Linked DNA regions of Mus musculus: region 2 is linked to region 1. The links are chromatin loops, found by intact Hi-C in ENCODE. Cell type or tissue: heart. All regions are shown on one strand. Links, peaks and the distances in the headings refer to the core of each region. The heading gives the core; the rest is flanking DNA. Region 1 has its middle 24 kb from the start of Cdca7l. Region 2 overlaps Sp8 (trans-acting transcription factor 8).

What was found. A loop is a pair of places that touch in the nucleus more often than their neighbours do. Peaks named below come from ENCODE experiments on the same cell type or tissue, not always from the same donor. Only the 100,000 strongest peaks of a DNase experiment are listed, where the experiment ranks them.
Region 2: it touches region 1 in a loop (16-fold over the local background); 17 of 42 quality-filtered maps call a loop at or near these places.

Annotation. Positions count from the first base shown.
Region 1 is chr12:117,813,789-117,826,213 of GRCm38, forward strand. No RefSeq gene overlaps it. Among named protein-coding and RNA genes, the nearest start is that of Cdca7l, 24 kb to the right of the region's middle. In heart, for the core only: CTCF peaks have their summits at 6,494 (motif pointing right) and 7,236; no DNase peak of the experiment used is centred there.
Region 2 is chr12:118,849,827-118,862,251 of GRCm38, forward strand. Sp8 (trans-acting transcription factor 8) reads left to right here. Exons shown (of 2, transcript NM_001379379.1): 2 at 1-2,752. The coding sequence ends at 46. Among named protein-coding and RNA genes, the nearest start is that of Sp8, 8.8 kb to the left of the region's middle. In heart, for the core only: a CTCF peak has its summit at 5,504; no DNase peak of the experiment used is centred there; H3K4me3 peaks cover 1,221 bases; H3K27ac peaks cover 565 bases; H3K27me3 peaks cover 2,171 bases.

The DNA.
Region 1 (12,425 bases), core at 1,804-9,803:
AAGTGTGTTGACTTTTAAAAATAATGTTGAGGATGCCAGAGAGATGGCTCAGTAGTTAAGAGCATTGACTGCTCTTCCAGGGGTCCTGAGTTCAATTCCCAGCAACCACATGGTGGCTCACAGCCATCTGTACTGGGATCTGATGCCCTCTTCTGGTGTACATGAACACAGAGTGCTCATACATAAATTACATGAATAAATAAATCCTTAAAAAATAATGTTAAGCTGCTAAAGCAAAGGCCTATTTGTTCTCCTGTTGATTCTTAGAAACCCCATTAAAACAGGGTGACCACCATGCAAGGCCTCTACTGTCCTCTGGGGGTACATAAGTGAACCCAAAATAGCACAGGGGACTCCAGAAGAGTGGGAGACATGTGTGCCTATTAATAACAGATCAAGGTAAAGCTTGTATGGTATAATCAGTCCCGACAGTATGGGAGAAAGATGAAGTAGCCATTATGGAACTTTCCTAAGAGTGGCATGCCCCAGAGTGGCCACCTTTTCTCTCTTCCTATGTCCAACTTTTCTAGTCCATATCTATGTCCAACTTTTCTAGTCCATATCTAGTCCAGATTCTAGGGAGAAAGAACTTTTACAGAATGCATCTGTGCCAACAAACAATTAAAATATAGGCAAATTAGTAAGAGCTTGTCCCCCAACCCCTTAGGATGCCTCTCTTTTCTTTCTTCAGGGTCTCCTTTATCCTAGGCCTTAGAACCCAATATATAGTCAAGGATTACCTTAAACTTCTGCCCTTCCTGCCTCCACCTCCCTAGTGCTAGGGTTATAGAAGCATACTACAAGGTCCAGTTTATGTGGTCCTGGAAGCCAAACCCAGAGCCTCAGACATGCTAGGCAAGCAAGCTACCACCTGAGCTACATCCCCATGCCCCCCTCATTTACAATACACTGTATATCCTATCATTGTCCCAAAATATTAAATAATGTGAGGAGATGCAACTGTGTGGTAGAGCAGGTGTTCAGTCTTCAGGGAAGACAGGTGGGGAGCAAGAGGGGAAAAACAGAAGAATAAGCCAGACATGTTGACTCAGTACATTGTAGGCAGAAGTAGGAAGGTCAGGAGTTCAATGCCAGCCTGGGAAATATGGTACTCTATATCAAAATACACCCCCAAATAAGAATGATTTATGTACCATTGTTATACATCATGTTGTTCAGCTTTATTACATATATCAGTATGCTGTGTTACTTTTACAAGTCAAATCCTGAGGCCTGGAGGCATTTCTTAGAAGCTAAGCACACATTCTGCTCTTGCAGCTGGTCTGAGTTCAGTGTCTAGTACCCATATTGTGGGGCTCACAATCACCCATGGCTCCAGTTCCAAGGGTATCTGACAACCTTTTCTGCACTCTGTAAATACTTAGCCTCACATGGTACTTACTCTTACCATGTACCACCCTCCCATGCACACATGAACACCACCCTCCCATGCACACATGAACACTACCCTCCCATGCACACATGAACACCACCCTCCCATGCACACATGAACACACACATATACACTTTTTTTTTAATAAAAACACAACTTATTAGGAAAAGGAACACATCTTAATGAAATTAAAAACATAAAATATTCTAAATTGAACATATCTTCAAGTTTTTAATGTTAGCTTCTTAACTTTAGAAAAGTTTCAAAAGCAATTAGACAGGTAGCTAGGGCTGAACATGGAGAACTCCAGGGAAGGGACCAAAGTCAGGAGAATCTCAGCATCCTGAGTGATTTCAGTCATCTTAGTTCTTGGCAGACAAATTTTGACACGTTCCAGAAGCATCACTCAGTGGAGAGGTTGGACAAAAGATTTGGTTGAAGATGGCCCAAACATAATAGAAAAAAAACAAAAAACCAAACCAAACAAACAACAACAACAACAACAACAACAACAAAACAAACTAGAACTTTGAATAAAATTTAACTCTTCTTTTAAAAAAAAGTAGTGTTAAAAAGGGGTCTGGAATATGCCTTGGTGGTTAAAAGCATTTTCTACTCTTGTGGAGGACTTTCTTCTTTCTTTCTTTTTCTCTTTTTAGGTTTATTTACTTAAGTATAGGAGCACTCTATTTGCATTCATGTTTGCATGACAGAAGAGGGCATCAGACAGCATCCATTACAGATGGTTGTGAGCCTCCATGTGGTTGCTGGGAACCAAACTCAAGACCTCTGGAAGAGCAGCAAGTGCTCTTGACCCCTTAGCCATTTCTCCAATCCTCCTCCTCTGATTTTTTTTTTTTTTTTTTTTTTTTTTTTGTATTTTCAAGTGAAAGTAATTGTCTTTGACGTGAACTGTGGATACATTTGGGTAAATAAGTCTTCAGTATGACATGGACTAGAGAGAAGTTGGCACCTGAGCTGACATGGGTGCTAGGAAACACAGTTCATCTTGGACTCTCCAGTTCAGCACTGCCATGGCTCCCAGGCAAAGCAACTCAGTGCGAGGGCTCTCTGCTGACCTGTCACGTCCCTTGCTCTAGGTTCCTGATTGTGAGAGAGACATCCTGAGTGAGTCTCTGAGGCAGCTGAAATGACATTGTACATGCTGGAGTCCTGTTGGTGGAGATCCAGACAGCCTGCTTCTTCTCCCGATCTTTCCTTGACAACAGAAGGACAGACCCCTCCACCCCTGGCTATTCAAGGAAGCCTACAGCAAGGCTGCTGAAGGTCTGCTAGAGGGAATGGTGCCCACCTGTGGTCTGAGCCTTGCTGTACCTCAGCATCCAGCTTGCTTGCTTGCTTTTTGTTTTATGTTTTTGTTTTTCCTCTCATTTATTTATTTGTTTTGTTTGTTCCTTTTTTTGTCTTAGAACCTGCTTTCAAATCAGCTGAATTGAGCTCAGAGAAAGAAAGAAAGAAAGAGAGAGAGAGAGAGAGAGAGAGAGAGAGGAAAAGAAAGGCAGGCAAACAAGCAGAGCTGGTGGAAATCAGGAAAGGAGAAAGAAAGCAAATCTCATGACTATAGCTCTGACCTCAGTTGACTCAAATAAGGTGTTCATTACCAAACAATTAGAGCCACCTACACAGGATACAGTGAATTTCCAGTCAACAGGTAGTAATAGCCAAACCCCTGCCACAGCCAAGAAACATTAGAGTGGATTATCCATGAAGAGAGGATTAGAAAAAGAGAGACCCAGAATCCAGCAAAGGAGACCCCAGCGGGCCAGCTGGCTAATGTTTGGGATAATAACTCCAAACGTATTAAAATAAATTGTAAGAAAGAAAAGGCTGAAGGCAAGAAAAGCGAGCTTCACACGATACTGTATATTGTGGATAAAATCATGCACATTTGCAATAATCACTTCCCTGGAGGCACGCGGTAAAGGCGCCACCAGCAGAGACGGGTAGAATTTAAAGCCACAAGCACACCGTGTGCTAGTCAATCGGTAGGAGCTGGGGGTGGGGTGGCGGCTCATAATAGAATCCCGCTTCACGGAAACTTTCTGTGGTCCCATTTTTTTCTGTGACCTGAAAATAGTTCTACAAACAGCAGGAAGGAGACAGGGTAGACCTTCTTCCACCATCTTAAACATGGTTTAGCTAAGCGATGCCAGTCCTTTAACAGAGTCAGAGAAAAGTACCATTTCTGTTTTCTCAAGTTCTCATGGGTCTCAAGCACGAGGCAGTCACCCTTCCCCTCGGCCTTTGTCCACTAGGGAAGGACTCGAACTCAGAACCTGGCAAGAGAACAGCTTCCTCCATATTCAGTCAAGTGTCTGAAATTTTCTTATTAGCATTTTCTTGCCTCTCCTATTTTTAAGAAATTTATAAGTGCTGTTTATTGACACCAGCGCCTGGCTCCAAAGGTTGATTCTCAGGTTGGTGCTCCTGGGAGGTGGAGGAAGCTTTGAAGCGGGGTCTTATGGGAATTAATTCCAGTCACTGGGACCCTTGAAGGTGATAACGGAGCCCGACTCCTTCCACTCCCCTTTGCTTGCTTTCTATGGGGTGAACCGGCTTCCCCTGCCTTGGATTCCTGATAAACGTGCTGTCACACCAGAGCAAGAGACTAACCCAATCAGGAAAGGAAACCTCTAAACGTGAGCAAAACAAAGTTTTTCTCTTCATAAATTGTCTTGCAAAAGTAAATATCACAGTAACAAAAAGCTGACTCTCATGCTTGGATTTTTTTCCATTCTCAGCTTTGGGTAATGATACAGAAATAGCTTATGTTGGCAGACATCACGGGACCGAGGTTTCCTATGGCCTTAGATGTTTTCTTTATGGAGCCTGAAATCTTTAAGTTGTGAGTAGCTGATGGTATCTTCATTAAAGAGTTCCTTTTCTCACCGGCTTAAGAGTGTGCAATCAGCCTTTACTTACAATTCGATGCCTTCCTTCTGTTCTTTAAAAGCCCTATAGCAGACATTGCTTAGGATAAAAGATGCACAGAATTTAACTTGTAACCATTGAACTTTGGGTTTACTGGGGACACAGACATGCAGAAGCTCGAAAAGCAGTGGTTTAACAAAAGAATAGAGAAGGCTTTCCATGTGTGGGTATGTGGTATGCGTGAGTGTCCACTTGCTTATCTGTGGGCCCGTGATATGTGTAGGTTTGTAGACATGTATGCAAGCCTATGTATGGAGGCCTAAAGTCAACACGGGCCTTCTGGATCATGCCTCGCTTCATTTCTTGAGGCAGGATCTCTCACTGAATCCAGAAGTTACCAATTCCAGTTAGTCCAGTTGGGCAGAGGATTCCCTGTCTCTGATTCTCCGGTGCTTTCAGGTGGATTCCAGGTGTCCAAACTTCAGTCTTCACACCTGCATGGCAAGTACTGTATCCATTCAGCCATTTCCCTAGCCCCGAGTTCCTGGTTCTTTCTGAGAGGGCTGGATGAAGTCTTTGTTGGAATCTGAAGATGAATTAACCTTGAAGACAAGAGTAAGAAGGGAGAGATCCAGGGTGTGTGTTGGAAGGATATACCAAAGGAAGAAAATATGTGTTCAGGAGCCTGAGGCAAGAATGGGAGTACATTGCTCAGGGTCTCTGAGACCTCTGTCCTGTTTAACCACAAGTGTATGCTGGGATATTTGAGGCTGGAAGGGGGATTTAAAGCAGAAAGAGCACAAGAGATCGAGCCAGGAACAGATCATCCCTCTCATGACACAACATGTGTGGTTTTCTGGAAACCAAGCCTATTGTATTTATTATGTTTTGACTTGTCTTCCGGCTAACTGCAGTTCACTACCAGATTCCAGTGTCCTTTCCTCTGGACAGCTATTCATCTGGTTGGTGTTTACTAATGTGGACAGAAGGGGCTTGAGAGATTTATTCTATTTCCACAAATGCATGAACACACACATACAGTAGACAGCCCAGCAAGGGTAGACCTTCAACATGCCGTAGAAATATAACTGTTTTAGGTCTGTAAGCGTGTGGGCACTGGGTGCAGAGAGTAAGTATTAATCCAAGAAAGGCATCCCTGAGGATCTGAACCCTCATAGGTGAGAGCCCCTGCTGTTTAATTAATAACAGTATTCTCAGAATTCAGAGTGGTTTCGGAGAAAATCATTGGCTGGCTCACAGCTTACAGAATCCTCTAGGCAAAGCAGAGGCATTGAAAATAACTGCAAGGGTCTCTGCATTCTTCTTAGCAATAGGATCCTTCCTCTGCAGTACAGTCACCACGTGCTAATATTTAAGGCACTGCAAAGAACCCATGGTTCAGAGCAGAGACGTTTCTTAAAGCTTACGTTTTTATTTTCTATTGTTCAATTTCACTTCACTTCTTGGTGTCATGTGAAGGATGACACCAAGAGCTGGGGCATTCTTGTCTGCTTAATAGTGTGCATTTTAAGGCTTCCCCAGCAAATGGACAAGCCCCCAGCAATGACACACATTCCTGTCTAGAGCATCCTCAGGCCCTGCTGCACTGGTGAGGCTGAAGGGAAGCTGAGAGGTGCAGTACATCGCATCTGTTATTACATGGAAGAAGCCACTTGGAAGGCAAGAGATAATATGTTCCTACCATTGTAAATAACACAAATAAGAACCGTCAGAGAGCACCTGCCTTTCGGCAACATAAATGGGGTGACACCACTTCCTTTTGGTCATCTGTCTAAATGTTCTTATATTTTTTACAAAGAACAAATTCTACTTGGTCTCTCAGTACAATAGTATATGGTTTTCATGCATCAGAAACTGACCAGAGATTTGATATATGTAAATGTGTATTTAAAAAAATTAGCTGTTAATAGTAGTGTGTGAGTGGAGATAGAAATCCCCTCGTAGTTTTTTTTTTTTTTAATTTATTCTTTGAGGATTTCATACACTCAGATAAAACATTGATTAAGTTTGCCCCCTACTTTCCCACTTCCCGTCCAGCTCCTTCACTCAAATCCTCTTTCAATTTCATGACACATGTACGCATGTGTTATTATTACACATATATTATTACATATGTGTATGAAACCCACGGAGCTCAAAACATTTTAAAGCAAATTGATGATGTGTAGTGTCCTATAATTTCCCAGCAGATGGCACTGTTGTATAAAAACAGTCCCTTAAAGGGGCCAAAGGACTAAAGAAAGATTTTTGCTGTTCTAGAACTCTCCAGGCCCAGTGGACAAACCATAGGGAGGAGGTAAGATACAAGGGCATTTCCTTCAGTGGGCAATGCTCACAGTACATGGTGGTCAGGGAAACCCTTTTATTTTACTTAGGTAGGTAAGCAGTCCTCGCCAGGATAAAGTCTTTTATCTAGGACATTAACAGGACTTAATAAGCTAACCTTCTCTACACCCCACAGGTTTAATGGCCTGGGGTCAAATAGATCCTGAGATGCTGCTGTGAAGGACTAACACCACTGAAAATTATGTTTTCTCCACACATTCCTCTGTGAAGAGTAGAGTCATGTGACCTAAAGGTCTTGGATTTCCACTCCTAAACACTCAAATGCTTGACTCACCAGGCCCTAGGGCCTATGTCTGGGAGAAATGGAATCAGCACTATGTTCTGATCATGTGAGTCTCTGGAACTAGCAGTTTTCATACACTCAGTCTGCTGACATACCCCCGCAAGGAACAGGGCCATAAGTGGCATTTATCAAAATGAAAATCTGTATCACCATATGTTGGGAGCCTGGGAGCTACTGAGAACAAAACACAGAGCTTAACTTCTGGTGGGACATAACCTTCTGACATTGCCTTACACTGAGCCCAGAACATTTGCCAGTCTCAAGATGAAATTTGCTTCACTTCTGAAAGCAGGTGCCCTAGTGACCATTTCAAAGTACTGCAACTGTACTGGACAGCCATCTCCAGCAGGAGCAAGGTCAGTGTTAGTAGCTGAAGAGGCTGGTTGCTTAAGAGCATCTGTTCAGCATGTCCATGGTAACTCACTCTTGGTTTCAAGTCCAATTAAATCTGACTCAACACACTGATTTTACAGAGAGCATTTGGGTCCAAAGAGCTCTCTTTTTTGCTCTCTCTCTCTCTTTCTAATTTAAACTTAAAGCAAAAGTTGTAAAATTTGTGTACAGAGCCCCCCTGAATTCCCTTCATGTGGCCCCCTAATGTTAACTAATATTTCCCACCGTCCTAGTGTATTGTGTAAAGAAATTAAACATGCCTATAAGATTGCTAACGGATCTGCTAGCCAGAAGACTCTCTGATGCTTTCCCCTGGTGTGCTATCAGGGCTGCTCCCAAGTGTTCTTTTATTGCCTGCTTATGATCTTTATCATAGGTCCAGAGGGCTGACTTGGTAGCAGAAAGAGGGGACTAAGGCAGAAGAGATGGCAGAGGCCACCCACTTCCTTGTCAGTGGTCACAGTGATCAGCGGCAGTGGCAGCAGCTGCAGAAGAGGTGAGAAGGCAGCTAAAAAGTTGCAAAGAGCATGGTGGGGGCAGATCTGAGGATGCTAAGACATTGAAGAATGGGGGAAGGGCTCCAGTGAGCTGCCAAGCTTTAAGGCAGAGGCCTGAGAACTATAACTGTAGTCACTATTGGGGGCCAAGGGTCCCAATACCCAAGGCTTGATAGCTGTAACATTAGCTGGTACAGGGGCGTGGCTACTAACAGCGGCTACTGTTGAGAACCAGAGATGACAACATTTGCAGAGCGCTGAGCCACAGACAGGAAAGTCCAGAGCAGAGAGCGTCCAAGCTGAGCACCTGAAATCTCTCGTTCTCAGGACTTGAGCTTTAAGCTTTCTGAGACTGTCAGCCTAGCCCATAAGCCTTTGGGACTCTGGGGCTAAGGGGTTTCAACAGCCAAGAGCCACTCCTTGCTTACTCTTGATTTCTGGTTAGAGCAGAAGCTGTTGGTAAGGACCTCATTTGAATTTGTACTAATGTTCTTTTCTGAGCGAGGTTCACCCTAGGTCCAATGCTAGCTGTATATAGCTGTGTCTCTACCTGGTTTCTTTTAGTCTGAATTTCATGGTCTTTCTTTACCTTCTTGACCTATTCACTCTTAAAGACTTAATGATTCTGGGTAAACTGCCTTCGGTTTTGTTGGTCCAATATTTCCCCAAGTTGAGAAGTGCTTAAAGCATTCTAAGCAGGAATACTTCAAGGGTGCTACTGTGGTCCACAGTGTATCCAAGGAAGCTGTGCCCATTGCTATGGATGTGAGTCCTGGTTACCAGATAAGGCAGTATCTACAAGTTTCTCAAATACAGTATTCTAGTTTCCTCCTAGTAACTGACCTTCCAATCCCATCAGCTAATTTTAGCATGCTTTCTAATCTCCGCAGCTACTTTCATGGATTTTTTTTTTTCCTGTCCCTATCCTTCCCACTCTTTCTGCACGTATTAGTGGGACTTCTGTGAGGAAATGATCCTTTTCCCCTGTTGACTTACTAAGTGCTTTTGTAATGATTTGCTTGCTTGCTTATTTGTTTTAGAAATTTTGTTCAAATCTTGCTCAGCATCGACTACAGGGAGCCTTCTGGTGACTTCCATGTTCTTTGACACAGCTTCATCTTTTCTGGGTGCTTCCTTACCACCTGACACATAATTCAAGGTTCATTGTGCATTTCATCTGCCCCAGTCTTGGAATCAACCACTCCTCCAAGGAGCATGGTTCTTTTGATCTGAGCATGCTACTTATAAGTCAGGATTGGAGTCCTAGACACAATCCAGGGTATGCTAATTGCGAGAAGGATGTTATTATGTCTAGGTCCTTCCAGCACAAGTAGGGACTGGACTATGTCTATGTGTATGTGCATATGTATGTATATATGTATGTATGTATGTATGTTTACGATACCTCTAGCTACCTGTCTCACAAATATAGATAAGCATGGGAGTGGCTCCAGACCAACTCCACAGAATTCTGTTTCCCGTGCATGTTTCCTTATTTGTAACATCTTTCTCTGGTGTTAAAATCTTAATTACACCTACATTCACTCATTTGTTCTGTTCTATGCAATTCTAATATCCTGTTAGGTTCAAACCTACTAAAACTACATTATAATAATAGCAGTCCTTCATCCTTTAGCTGAGACTTCTACATCTTCATCTGAAGGCTACAAGCAGAATACTGTCCTCCAGGCAGCTAGGGTGAGGGTCTTAAAGCCCATTCCCATAGTGACACACCTACTCCACCAAGGCCACACTTCCAAATAGTGCCACTTCCTGGGCTGAGCATATACAAACCATCACAGCTATAAATGGGCTCTTAAACTGCTTCTTCTATTTTCCCTTTTAAATCTCTCTCTTTCTCTCCCTGCCTCTCTCTCTCTCTCTTGTGTGTGTGTGTGTGTGTGTGTGTGGTGTGTAGGTGCCCATGGCTGGTGTTAGTTGCTCTAGAGCAGTCATAGAAGGTTGTAAGCCTCTAGTTATAGACGTTGGGAACTAAACTCAGGTCCTCTGAGAGCAGCAAGGGTTTTAAACCACTGCATCACCGTTTCAGCCCATCTCACCGTTTTCTAATTGCAGCCACTTTTATAACAAATAATGTCTACAAAAGCATTTTTTCAGAGTGTGGTGGTTTGGATGGGTATGGCCCCCATAGATTTCTGTGTTTGGATGCTTGGCCATAGAGAGTAGCAAAATTAGGAGGTGTGGACTTGTTAAAGGAATCGTGTCACTATGGAGGCAGGACTTTGAGGTCTTAAATGTTCAAGGTATGCCCAGTGTGAAACAAATCCAGTCTCCTTCTGCTGCCTGTAGATCAAGATGTAGAACTCTCAGCTCCTCCAGCATCATGTCTGCCTGCACAATGCCATGATTCCCACCATGATAACAATAGACTGAACCTTTGGAACTGTAAGTCAGCCCTAATTAATTGTTTTCCTTTATAAGAGTTGCCTTGGTCATAGTATCTATCACAGCAATAAAATCCTAACTAAGACAGATAGTGTTGAACTATATCTTCAAGGTAGGTTCCTAAAGATAGGACTTCTGATTCAAAGGTCAGTACAACCAGATGGCCTGTCTGCAGTCTCTGGTTCTCCAGGCATGAAAGTACATGTCTCAGCCATAATTTGTGTTAATTTTAAATTATTGTGACTTGGATAGGTCAGACATGGTTTTGATTTGCATTTCCGTAATTACAAATGAATTGAAATATATTTTCATGTACTTGAGTGGTATTTTCCCATCCCTTTTCAAATACCTTGTTCATATCCTTCCTCCATTTCAATAGCTTTAATACTGTAACCAATCATAGTTCCTTGTCCAAGCAGTTTTTAAAAATGTAATCGTATTTATCTCTATTTTGGGATCCATAGCTTAAAACATTATTTTAATCGTAGTTTTAAATTTTCCCTGCCCAGTGGTCCAGGAAGAATCCAGTGTGTGTATGTTTTCATTTTGGAATTTATTTATTTTTATTCTGTGAACTATAGACCCAATTTATCTAGTAAGTCAAGTGGCTGAACAGAGATTTGAACCCCGAACCCTGAGATTAAAATCTGGTGCTCTACCAGCTGAACTACCCAGGCAGTCATTTCTTCTAAATGACTAACTAGCAAGGATATAATCATTTATTAAAACACTCACAAATTCAGCGGTGGCCTGATTCACCTCCTTTGCCCTGTTTGTGGGAGGTTGGCTCTACCCCTGGTCTGTTCATGCTTACACCATTAAACTTCTGTGGCTCCATCATGTGTTAATATCAGCAGAATTCCTCTTCTCTCACTATTTTTCCTTTTTCAATGTTTTTGTCGTTATTATTGCATGGTTTATTTTTCTATATGAACTTTAGTACCAACTTATCTAACTCCATAAAAACAATTACTGATATTTTAATGGGAATGCATTAAAAGGCATATATCAACCTTGGAAGAACAGGTAAACTCATTCTTTCATTCAATAACATATGTTTAAAATAAACCATTTTGTTAAAGAAAATAGTATACATGTATTGGGCTGTCTACATATTCCCAAGCCTCCAATTGACTTTTCATCTCTAGTTGCATTGACGAATCTCTTAATCGAACCCTTAGTAATACAGACAGCAGAGGGTATTGCTGCTCCATTGCTAATGTTACTGAAAGTATATCTAATACTGCCCTGTCAAGTAAGTCAGCTTTAGGGTTTAAATACAGACTATACACACGCGCATACACACATAAAGCATCTTTCAACTGTTTTGTTATTTTGAGCTTTAAATCTCTGGTATTGAATTTTAATATGTTTTTTTCAGAAGGTAACGAAATGGTTGTGATATTTCCCTAAATCTATAAACTTGGTATATTATGTTAATAGATTTCCTTATATTGAACTAACCTTGCATTTTCCAGGAATGTTTTGACACTTAAAACTTTAAGTTTACATTTGAAATGTAATACTGTGAATTAGGTTAAATCTGCTAAGTGAAGTACTATTCTCAAAAGTTGATTCAAAAGTCCAAAACCACATTCGACCTTTATCATTAAGTGTAACAAAAACACCCCCAGCCCTGTTTTTATTTTTTATATGTCACCATATAAAAGGGTATCTACAGGGGCTAACTGCACGGAAGAGTAATTGATAGTTAGTCCATGACTAAATACATCATGAAAAAGCAACACACACACACATACACACACACACAGTGTATGTATACATGTATGTGTTTATATAGGTGTAGAAGACTGGTACATACTTGAAGGCCAATCACAATTTCACTTTTCATTTTAGGGATTGCTAGAGTGGAGCCTGTCTTAGTTTGGATTTCATTGCTGTGAAGAGACACCATGCCAAGGTAACTCTTATAAAAGAAAACATTTAATTGAAGTTGGCTCACAGCTTCAGAGGTTTAGTCCATTATCATCATTGTGGGAGGCATGGCAGAATGAAGGCAGACTTGGTGCTGGAGAAGCCAAGAGTTCTACTTCTTTATCCACAGGCAGCAGAAGGGGTCTGTCTTCCATAGACAGCCAGAGTCTGGATCACACTGGTCAGATGTGAGCATATATGTGTTGAAGGCCAGCTTCAATACCACAGGATTAACCGAGGAGGGCAGAGTGTGGAATTG
Region 2 (12,425 bases), core at 2,433-10,432, 1.0 Mb after region 1:
GCTGTTGCAGCCTCCAGAGCCGGGCCACCGCAACGGCCTGGAGTGACTGTCGCGATGCCTCCCACCTGAATCCCGTCGGGCTTGTGTACCTAGACTGGGCTCCAGTCTAGGCTAGCTGTGCGTTCTTTCCCCCAACTTCTCATTCTCTCTCTCACCGGTTTTCTGCTCTTAACTTTTAGGATGTGGACAGTAAGTAGCACACATCGGTGGCTGAATCCTTGGCTCCCTTCTGCACAGTGACAGCCATGCGGGGCGCAGTGGAAACCCGCTCCTCCAGCACTGGGCTGGCGGAACTTTGAAGAGGCTGTGGCCTCTGGGGTTAGGACGGGATGAATGGGTTGTCTGGTAGAACAGTGGCTTTTGTGGCCTTGGAAAGAACAGTGTTCAACCCGCTTGAGCCGCAGCTGTAGGGAGAGGGATGTAGGAGTCCTGCCAAGGAATCCCCTCCTGGACCCCCGAGTGCTCCCCTTGGACTGTCCTGTGCTGAGCATTACACTCGTGGGAGGACTGCTGCAACCCAGACCGGGTTAGCAGAGTTTAGATCTCCCCATTCAGCTCTGGCTAGGTCTTTGTGCCCTGCGGGTGAACCGATGAGAGTTCTGCGAACGGGAATCAATGCCTCCCCCTCCTTTCTTCTTTGTAACTTTTTATTTTTTAACTGAAAAACTGAGAGGAAAAAAATAAACAAGCAATCTTCCTCTTAGCTTCTCGTTTAGATAGTTTTCCTCTGCTTGCGAGCACGTTTCTCTCCAAACTGCAAATATTGATCCCAAAGTTATTTTGGTCGCCGTAATTTATGGGGTGGGGGCGGGAGTGAGGGTAGGTGTCTTTTCTTATGCAAAAATACCCCCTTTCCGGTGAGACCAGATTAAGTATCTTCGTGTTTGTCTTTTTCTACCTCGGTTTTTTCACCATCCCCAAGCATATTCTTCCAACTTCCCACATCACCACCACTTTTGGGTTAGTCTAGGAATCAATTTATCTACTGATTTCTGTAAATTATTGCAAGTCATTGATTAATTTTAGGGTTAAACTTTTTCTTTGTGATTTAAACTTAAGTGAAGAAGCTATCGTTTATTTCAGATGAGGCTGTAGTTTAAATGCCAAAAGAGGGAAACGGGGAAACAATTTTTAAAAATTCTTTGTAAAATATATCTGAACCTAATGGTTTGTACAACTGGAAAATCGTTCTAGATTAGTTTCCCATTAAACTTGACTCCGCCGCTGTGAGGTGTGAGACGATTTTGTATAGTATTTTTCTTGTACATTACTTCCGGTAAATATTTGAAAATATATTGAAGTAAACTTGATTTTTTTTCTTTTTCGTCAGAAGGAATTATTAAGAGTTATTGCTGAGGTTCTAATGAGCTGCAGGTGTTTTTTTTTTTTTTTTTTTTTTCCTTTTTCTTTTTTCCTTGAACTCAATTCTGGAGGTGCAGAGCCACACACGCACTTTCCGGGCCTAGTTTTGCTCGAATATGAATTTAGATAGGTATCAAGCTGTAACTAAGACACTATTTGATAAATGTTGGATGACATTTAATTTAATGGCGCATGTACTTATTTGCATTTGCTGGCAGTTCAGGTATAGTTAAAGTGAGAGTTCTCCTATACTTCATAATAACGGGGTCTGCCAAACCCATGTATTAAATAAATTGTCCAAGTGATACTCGACTAACTTTGGCCTTTGTGTATTTCCTGAAGGTGATATTGTTAACTGTTGACAAATACTCCTGACACTACATTTAAGTGTTGTTTGCAGAGTCTGCAAACTAACTATTCATTGTCATGTTGAAATAATTTGGATATTTCACATTGAAATGAAAAGCCTTTCTCTGGAACATTAGACTTGCATTTTAAATGCATGAAATGTAATTGATTTATTTGTAATATTTTAAATGGTATTAATAAACTCAAAAAAGACTAGGTCAGTTAATTTGGTGTTTTTCCCCCCCTTTTAAAACTACGGGCATTTGCATTTTATCTTCCGTTTTAATGTCTAATTTAAACAAAATATGACCCTGTTTTTTGTGGCAATATTTAATTATTTGCCTTTAAGATATTATGTAGATGGAAGATCTATTTGGCAAAGCTGTTTCTTTGTTTACCAAGATAAAGATTATAGTGTCTAAGATATGTAATTAATTATTTACCATTAGATTTAGCTCAGCACCAGGATTTATTGACCTCTTAAAACTTGTAGTAATTCACAAACAATTCAAAGAAATTCCATGTTGCTGCTTCCTTCTCAGTCTTCAGAAGGAGTCAGGTTGTTGGCCTTTGATCGAGTTTAGTGTTTGAAAGGCCAAGACTTAGATGAAAGATCAATACATCTAAAATAAAAGCATCATTTGGGGATACCTTCTGTTAGGAGACAGAGGGGGTCAAGCTAACAAAAGCTTGTTTTCTGGCACTCTATGTCTTAGCTAAACATTCTGCAGAGGTAAATATCAGTAGATTCCTGTTGAAATGAGTTATCTGTTCTTTAAAAGTCTCTAAACAGCCACCAAAGAAAAGAAAGGTTAAACCTTAATCTATCTACGAGGCTATTGTTCAAAGGTGTCAATGATGCCAATAAAAAAACATTGTCTTGTTATGTCTAAGTGCATTTAAGCAATGGGTGTTCCTTGAGCCATACTTTGAAACATAGTATACTTTAAATGTTGATTGATGTTATATCAAACTATTTCACTATTAGATTAATATTATTTTGAATCAAACTTAATAAAAAGTTAGTGTGTTGAGATTCTAATAAGTTTAGCTTCTTTCTTTCTGTTTGCATGGTTCTCACTCAGTTCAGTCTTGGTATCCATCTTGAATTGAAAATTTTGCATTGAAACTTATGTAAAATATCATAATGCATAGAAACATGAAAAATAAGAGGGGTTATAAATACTATATAAAGCCTGGGCAAAAGCATTCAGAGATTTATAGTTCAATATGTTATGTAATACAGTTGGTTCCCAAGTAGTAGCCTTTATCAGGATGTTCACTCATACACATATGGGGGCCTCAAGCCCTTATGGTTATAGATAAACAAGTTACCTTTGCTATTTTGGGATACTGTGGCTCTAAAAAAATGGTTACTAAGAAAAATAAAACAGTTTCTGTTACTTTTTTTCCCTAGGAATAATGCAGAACACAGTTTAAGTGTTTCTTTTTTGTTGAAACTTGCAGCAGCTGGGGGATACCGAGAGGCCAGTTCTACAGTTAATGTAGAGGCAGGTAAGAGGACAGCTGCTTGGCATATTTATAGGAATGAATACTTGATTTGAGAGATGGGTTGTGCCAAGGAGGGATACTGTTTGGAAGATGATTTCTTTGGGAGATGCAGAAAGCAGGGCTTATTTTTGTGTCGTAGGTGTTCCAACTTTCACTTTCTTCCTTTAGCTTCCCTCACAGTCTAGCTTGGCTTTAGTTTGTTTTGCTCCAGCAGTATTTTGTTGTTTGTTTCTGTTAGCAGTATTTTTAACTTAGTTTAGTACAGAGCGGGTAGAATCCCCCTTTGGGGACTAACATCATGTCTCTTTGGGAAGGAAGGAAGATGACACACAAAAGGGATTCTTTTCTGTGTAGTCTGATAATGGCTAGAAATTCACTCCCATGAAGCTGGAGTAGCTGTCACTTTGAACCAAAGGACAAGCTTCCGGGCTTGCAGATCAAGGTAGAGTCAAACTAGCTGTTGACCCAGAGGTCAGGCCTGCATGTATCAGCCCATCCTCCGGAGACTGGGAAGGCACTGCGCCCACCCCCCACCCCCTCCCCAAGGGTTGGTGCTATCCAGCCTTCCTAGATCCTCCCTCAACACTTCCCTACCCTGCTTGCTTTCTCCTGGCTTCTTTATCACCTTTCTTTTTAGAAGAGCTTGTTCACTCAGGAATGGGACTGATTTGGTGAAGGCTGACTTATCAGCTAAGATATGCTATGCAGGATACCTAATTTAAACCAATGTGATAGTTGCTCTCCCACAGCGGGAGACACTGGACAATGTTCCTGGGTAGGTTTGTCTCTCCACTGCCCTGTTAATTCTAGTCTTTGCATAACTTCTCAGTTGGGCTCCTTAGCTAAGGAGCCTCCAAATAAGCACTTAAGCAGTAATGAGCAGGAGTTCTGCTTCTTAGGTAGATCGAGAGATCAACACTTTGTCTCCCGGTGAATTTTTTGGTTAGGTTACTGAATGAAAAATTTTATTGAGAATAAATGTTTTATTTCTTATGGAAGATTGCTTCACAAATCAGAGGATGGGGGGGGGGAGGTGACTGGTAAATTAAAGCATGCATGTATAGGGTAAAGGTGTAGATTTAAATACCATCAGGCTGCCTAAGTAGATAGAGATAAATTCTACTCATTTGTTTTTCTTATAAATGAGGTACTGATTTGATTCCAATATTTTTGAATAAGTATGTTTTTAACTTTTTCTGCCCCCCACCCCCTTTAATGTTTGTGTCTAAGCTGGCATTTCTATTTATTCCTTAATTTTACTAAAATAACTACAGGTTCGGGTACCCTGCTCCTCCGCGCGCTTCTTTTCCAAAGTAGCCTTAAAATTCTACGACGGATTTTGGAGACTTTGGAGAGGAGATGTGTAAGAGAGCAATGCTGTACTCTTGAGATTCATTCGGCACCTCTCCGAGTGCTGTCTTCCAAATCATTTTGCTCAGTACAATGGTTGCTGTTACTTAAAAAAACCAAGATGCTTGCTTGTGCCCCTATTTCCTGCTTCCGGATCAAGGGAAAGCCAGTAATCCCTGGGTGTCCTGGACTCTAGCCCCTGGTTCCTGGGGAAGAGCGCGCGGCCACCTTGTAGTCTCTCCCTGGGAGCTGAACGTTGATTCGCTGCTGCTGGTGGGAGGAAAAGAGTATTTTATTTTAGTCCCTGGACGCGTGTTTAATTTAATTTAATTTAATTTCTGTGGGGTCTCTTGGCAGCAGAGAAGCAGGTTTCTACATTGGCTTTGATTCCTGAGCAAAGTCCGGACTCTTAGAACCCTGGGAACAGAGGAGGGCTTGGGGAGGGCATTGGGGCATAATGCGTTCGCTACAAAACAGTCCCTTATCTTTTAAAGCTCTTCTAGTTGGGTTCTTGTTTGCAATCCACTCCCCAATTTGACTGCTCTGGCCTTAAGTTCTACTGAAGGCTCACTGGAAGTGAGCCTGCTCTGCTGAGTTCTCCGCCCCGCCCCCCCTCAAGTTTTCCCGGTCCTCTGGAAACAACCAGGGAAGCCGGGGAAGAGTTCCTAGCCATTCTCCGCTGCCGCCCCTATTACCCCAACCCATCCCGTTCGGCTTGGCGTTCTTTATATGCAGGCAGCCCTTGGGAAGATCCCCAGCCGTCCCAGAAAAGCTTCCAGCTGCTAAGCTGCACCGGCGCCGGCTGCTCCCGGGTAGCGGTGGAAGCCTGGGGTGTCCGTGGCGATTGTGTTGGGACTCTCTGGGCTCCCGGCGCACACAAAGGCTAGGCAGTCGCCTGCACCTTCTGCGCGGACAGCGAGCGCCACCCTGTGCCCCGCGACCGCGCTGCAGAGTCCCGAGCCCGCTGCTCTCCAGCCTGACCTTGGGCTCAGCATCCCTCTCCCCTAAGCCGTCTTGCCACTGAGTCTGGCTGACAGAGAAAGCTTGCGGAGGTTTTTTGTTTGTTTGTGTTTGTCTGCCTGTTTGTTTTTAGATTTAGGAATCAGTTTAGCCACCTAGCAGAAAAGAGAGTTGGTAGGAAGGTACAGACTCATGGTACCGTGAGCAGAAATAAACCTTTCTTAAAGCCTTGTACCTAAAACCCACCTCTTTATTATTATTATTATTATTATTATTATTATTATTATTATTATTATTATTACTTTCATTCTCTCTGCTCTCCACTCTATTCTTTGGCCCATTTGATACCAGGGCACCCTAGCAATCTTCTCCAGACCAAATCTTGGTGATATTTTAAGAGACCCAGGAGAAAGATCAACCATTTGGGAAGAGTACCTCATTTGGAGAATGTGCCTGTAGCATGCAGACTGTCTGAGGAAAAGAGCCCGCATTTGGCAAAACTTTTCCCATCATGGACTTTTGTAGACACAGACCTGTGGGTGTTTGTGTTAACTTGGATCTACTTTTTACCCTTGAGATTGGCCAAGGGTCAAACTTGAAGATTATTAATGGCGCCTGTGGACCATTCTGTATTGGTATGAGGCACCCTCAGACTGAGGCTTTGTGGAAACTCTTCTTAAGCAATAACAGAGAAGCACTATGGGATGCACACTTGTGCAAAACAGGGCTCTCATAGTTACTTCTGTAGTTAAAAATTCTTATTTCCATCGACTCCCTACCTATAGCGGGGGAAGGAAAGAAATAAAATACACTTTATTTGGTGTGTAGAGTGCCCATCACAAGTAAAGCAAAGTGATTTGCAGCGGCGGGTACAAGTAATGTGGCCACCCGCAGCTTTAGAACATAATTGACAACTCCCCCTTCAGAGCACCAGTCTCTTCCTTGAAACCAGCTGGTGACGCAAGCCCACTCCCACCCCCCTCCGGTCCGGAAAGCCAGGAAGCTCTGGAATGCATCGTTCTCTCACCCTATTGTGCCTAGGTGTTGCAAACCACTGAAGGACAGAGCTTTGTGCTTTGATCTCATGTCCCTGCTATTCTGTGGCACAGAGGGGTGAGTTTAAATTAAATTTCTTTCTCTGCTGATAAGTTCTAATGGGCCTCAGAAGGTGAATAATTATGCAGTAACATTTCATGGGTTGTTGGAGTGGGAATTCCCACTGCGCTGTCACCAGGAACAGAATGTTCAATGCTAAATGAAGCTTCTCAAGTAAGCCACAAGTGTCTTTCAAATCCCCCTGCAGATAATCTAGGACATTTCTACTTTTATCTTTCTTGCCTCTGCTAAGCAGGGTTATTTTTTCCCTTACATTCAAGTTTTATTGGTGATTTTTAAAAAAGGAAACAATCAATACTTTAAAGATATTTTGTTTTTTAAAGCTGTGACAAATATGACACCGGCAAAAGCTGGGGCAGCATTCTGGGAAAAGGCACACATATCCAGGACAAAGAGCCACCTGAGATTTGCCCTCACTAGGATTTAGGTCTAGTCCTCTCTTGACTTTTATTGAACTAGTGCATTTCTCTTGATGGCCGAAAGTATGAGGCTTGGAGCAACTGAGCTCTTAAGAGGTGATCTGATCACTGGTGTTTTGAAGCCACCCAGTTCTGCACCGACACAATTTAAATGGGTTCTCCACTACAGAAGGTTAAAAGGAAAAAAAAAATGCCTTTGCTGTTCCATGCTACTTAACTAAAGAGGACTAAATCTTTGAGATTTAATTTAATCTTCTGCCAAGCTTGATAAGAATCATCAACAGTTTTCTGTAAATGCGTCATGGGTATTTAATATCAAAAGGAAATCAGACCTTGAACCTAAAAATAAAAGAATTCTAAATTTGTCACTTAAAGCACAATGGAGGCTTTCTTGCTTTTTTTGTATTATTATTATTTTATTATTATTAAGAAAATTCCTTGTTCTCCATTTGTCCCAGTGCTGCATTCCACACCATTTTCCTTGTTTGGCTTCCTTTCTTTAAGTTTCTTCCCTTAGATGAATTGAGCTCCCACAAGCTTCAGGATTTCTAAATCAACACATAGAAACTGGAGCCTGCTTATCAAGTTTTCTCTCCTCTCTTGGCAACCCATTTGAAAGGGCTCAAACAATGAATTGATTTACATCATGCTCACTTCACCCTGAACTCGGTGCGAGTGTTGGAAACATTCAATATTTCACCTTGGGTTACCAATCCTTCCAGCTTTCAAGTTTTTGGCCAGTTCATTTTAAGCCCTGAAACAGAAGGAAAAAAAAAAAAGTAGATGGTCTCCCCATTCTCAGAGTTCAAGTAATTGTCTAATTCAGCTGAAAGTAAAGGATTTGTACTGCCCAATTCTACACCCAGTTTAATGACCCTAATTACCCAGGGACCCTGTCATCAGATTTCTCATCACTTCAGGAAGCTGTGTTCTTGTTCCTACGTTGATAAGTACTCATTTCTCTTGCATACCTGTTTCTTACTTCAGTTCCTCCACTCCCACCCCTTCCCTAAGTTGGTTCTTTTCTATTCACTTCAGCCAACAGTGATCGTTGTGGCTGGTGGAAATGTAGTTAAAAGATATATTCATTGATTTAGTGGTGTTTTAACAAGATGGTTGAGTTAAACATGTGAACTTCTTCGCTGTTGGAAAATAATCTTTGTAGCATTATGTTAGGAATGTCTCAACTTTAATTAGAGTGAGCTGTATTGGGTTACAATTTATTAACTTTTATACTTTGAAATAAAGTCAGTTTGGTTATTTCTTCCAAAGAATAACTATTTTACTTAAAATGGTGGGAGTTAAGTTTGGGGAAGGTACACACATATATTACAATTCCCATGTCCTTGGCATTAACATATTTTAGGCAGTATCACAGTTAAGTGTTGTATTAATGACTGGAGAGCAATTAAACCACTTAATAAATATTTTCAGAACAAGCATCGTGCTATACACATTCTGCTATATACACTTTGTAGGAGACATGACATGCTTTACTTAGTATGTAATTATTAAATGAGATGTATTGCCAGTGACATGTTTACTTGTGTGTTTTAGTATGAATACCCTGAAAGTCAGATTGAGTGAAGTTTTTCCATTCTTAAAATTCTACTCGCTTTGCAGGGAGCTACTTTCACAATAAGATGGTGGTAGATTCCTGGTGGACGAGAAATGATGCTTAGAGCTGTGACTTCTTTTGTTATTTTATGCTCTGAAACCATGGATATTTTAAAATTCACTTAAAGGTGAACTATTGGTTATGGATCTTAGGTGGTATACAGAATTTCTGTGGCTTCCTTTCCACCATGGCCTAAAATAAATAATATATATATATATATATATATATATATATATATATATATATATATATACACACATAGTTTAGTTCTATGTTTTATTTCATGTGTGGACAGCCAGATTAAAATCTTAATGGTTAGTAGTCTTACTTCAAATGATTAAATGTGCATTTTAGCAGCATTCTATTTATAATCTGTACTTTATACAAATTTTATATGTTTAAATGACTATTTTTCTTATTATAGTGACTAAAATACAAATAATTTAATGATTTCATTTATGTATCTCCTTATTTTCGGAATTAGTTTTTAGGCTATATTTGTTTTTAAAATTGAGTTTGTCAGAGTACAAACATATTTAAAAGTTGGGCTTCTCTCTCTCTGTCTCTGTCTCTGTCTGTCTCTGTCTCTCTCTCTCTCTGCTTTTCTGTCCCTTTCTGTATGTCTTACATTGGAAAAAAATGTGCATTTTTGTCTTGCTTAATTAAGATTATAGCAAACAGGAAGATATATTTTACTTAGAATATCTTTCATATGACTAGAAAAAATATGATAAAAAATTAGAAAGGACAATATTCTGTGCTGTTTTAAAAAGAATTAGGATGTGAAATGTTCATCTTGCCTTATGAAGCACATCTGAGGAAGCAAGAATGGTATTAACAGATCATGCTTGTCCACCAGATAATCAGAAAGAACAACACACAGCCTTTTACACATAGACTGAGGGTGAACTTGTGGAATTGAATTTTCTTTTTACTGTTTTCTGTGTCTTCATTTGCAATGCATTGCGCTATTGTTACTCATTAGCCTGACTGACTAAGAAACCACACCTACCTAGTTTAGAAGAGAAATGGCTGGAGACTGCTGGTCAGCCACTTCGCTCTGCCTGATACTAAAGTTGCTAATAGAAGGCATCTGAAATGTATCCAATCCTTCCGACTCTGCAGTGAAGGTTTGTCCTGTGCATTCTGCTCCCAGTGATGTTACACTCACCTCTGGCTGGTTCGCTCTCATTGTAATTGTTCAAGGTGGGCTCATAGAAGCCTTAAAACTCTCACTTGCAAGGTATTGCATAAATTGTAACCAAGCAATTACACATGAAAGTTCTCTGTCTCAGGAGAGGGTTTTTTTTGGTTTTGTTTTGTTTTGGTTTTTATTTGTTTGTTTTTGTTTTTTTTCCTTCTGTGAAACTATGGCTGTAGGAAATCAATACTGTATCCATCTGTTGATTCATGACACTGTCTCCCAAAGCAATTCGTTATGTTTATGTAACCAGTTACTTGCCCGTGGCTTATTTGTGCTATTAATTTCATTTTCTGATAGCTTCCTCTCTTGTGATAGTTACTGTTTATGAATATCTCCAGAAATGAGTAAAATTCTATGTGGCTTATACACAGTACTAATAAGGAAGAGGTAGATAAAGACCTTGCTACTTACAGGCTGTTCATCTTGCCTTATGTAGCATATCTGAGGAAGCAAGGATGGTATTAACAGACCATGCTTGTCCACCAGGTAATCAGGAAGAACAACACATAGCCTTTTACACATAGACTGAGGGTCCTTTTAAGACCTGGGCTTCAAAGAGAGACACTCCTTCAACTCCACTTTTACTAGGAGACCCAGCCACAACCAAATTCTGAAGGAACTGGAAGGTGGAAAGTTTAGGGATTTTTTAATGTGAAGTGAGTCCGTGGTAGCATTCCCTGGGACGCTAATTAGTATGCACACTCCCACAAGTGACCCTACTTCTCTCCAACTGCTACTTTAGTTATAAAATCAATTAGCTATACATCTGGATTAATAATTTAAAAATATATTGACCTCTTTGAATGCTAAGGAAGACATCATGTATAAATGCAGATTTTTTTTGTAAGTACCCCTACTGCTATACTAAACCAGAGGTTAATACTTCAATAAAAGTTATCTATTTTGTTTGCTTGCTTTTTAAATTTCCAGAGTCTCCTTTCGCTAGGCAGGTGTCCTGATGCTAAGTCCTGTCTCCAGTCCTAATGAAAATTTTAAACTCTATTATTATTTTTTTAGGTGCTAACTGAAATGCACAAAAAATTATAGATAGAAACTGACTTAATTTCACTTCCTGAACATAATTGTGTCTTCATAAACATTTTACTGTGTGCTTTTTTTCTTTTCCTTCACTAATATCAAAATAATTTTCTCTTATGTCAAAAATTTTAATCTTAAACAGCTAAAATTGCATATCTTAAAATGTTACACACTCACCTAATATTAAACATTTAGTTTTCCTCTCACATGATCTACATATACAGTGATACATTGGCCATCCTTAATTACTACTTTGTATTGTTGTTTTGGTTTGTTTTTGAGATAGGGTCTCATACAGCCCAGGCTGGCTTTACATTCCCCGTGTAGTAAAGGATGACCTGTCTTTGCCTCTCCAGCGCTGAAATTTCAGGACAGGTATGCACCACCGTGCCTGATATATGCAGTCCTTGGTCATCAGACTCTGAGACTTGTGCGTGTTAGGCAGGTACTCTACCAGATGCATTCCTGGGCTATCAGATACATTAAACTTATGATTAATTTTTTAAGACTCTAGAAAAGTATGGATTACTGTGAGATAAGAACTTTATTATAAAGTTCCTAGATAGAAATGTCCAGATTATTCTTCCAAGAAGGACAAAGTAGTTTATACTCCAACAAACAGTGGCTGAATCAGTCTTAAGTCACACCATCATTGAATTTCACACACACACACACACACACACACACACACACACACACACACAGCTTTAATAAGAAAGAATAATCATGGCTACATAGAGAAACCCTGTCTCAAAACAAAAACAAAAACGAATAAAATAATGTCAAGGGACCACAGGGCTCCAGCGGGGGAGGGAGCTGTTATATTTGTATGATGCACTAAGATGGGACTCATTTCAGAAATATTTGATCTTGGTTCAATAGTCTACTTTAACAAAAGTTAATGTAGACAAAGGAGGGTTAAATCTTGTGTGACTGTTTTTTTTCTTTCTTTCTGTTTTTAAATGAAGATGATAACCATTAAAGAGAAAAACCAAAGACTGTTGTTCCAGTTCCAGAGTAGGACTGAATGTTGGAGTTCACATTTTCTGGCTAGTTCTGGTTATGCTGGGTTTGTATGTCATTTGCTAAATGCTTTAATTTGTCTGGGTTAATGCCTTAAGACTTCTATCAGTATATGATAGTACAAGTCATTTGGGGCTATCACTAGTGGACACCCCAATTTTAAAAACATTTCATTACTTGAGTCAGTATTTAGTAAAGTGTGTGTCTGTGTCTGTGTCTGTGTCTGTGTGTGATGCTGGAGATGGAATCCAGTACATTGTACATGAAAGCCAAATGCTGTACATTCTCTACCCTTAAAGCAGTATTTATTTTAGACTATTTAGAAAGCCATTCACAACTATTCAAATCTCAATAATGTTTAATCTGAGGGTTGTAATTCAGTTGTTTGGACTGTTGCAGTTGCTTTCTTCCAAATCTTAGCCATTGTTCCATTCAGTGCTTATGATTCTCCCTAAAAGACCCCATCCTCACCAAA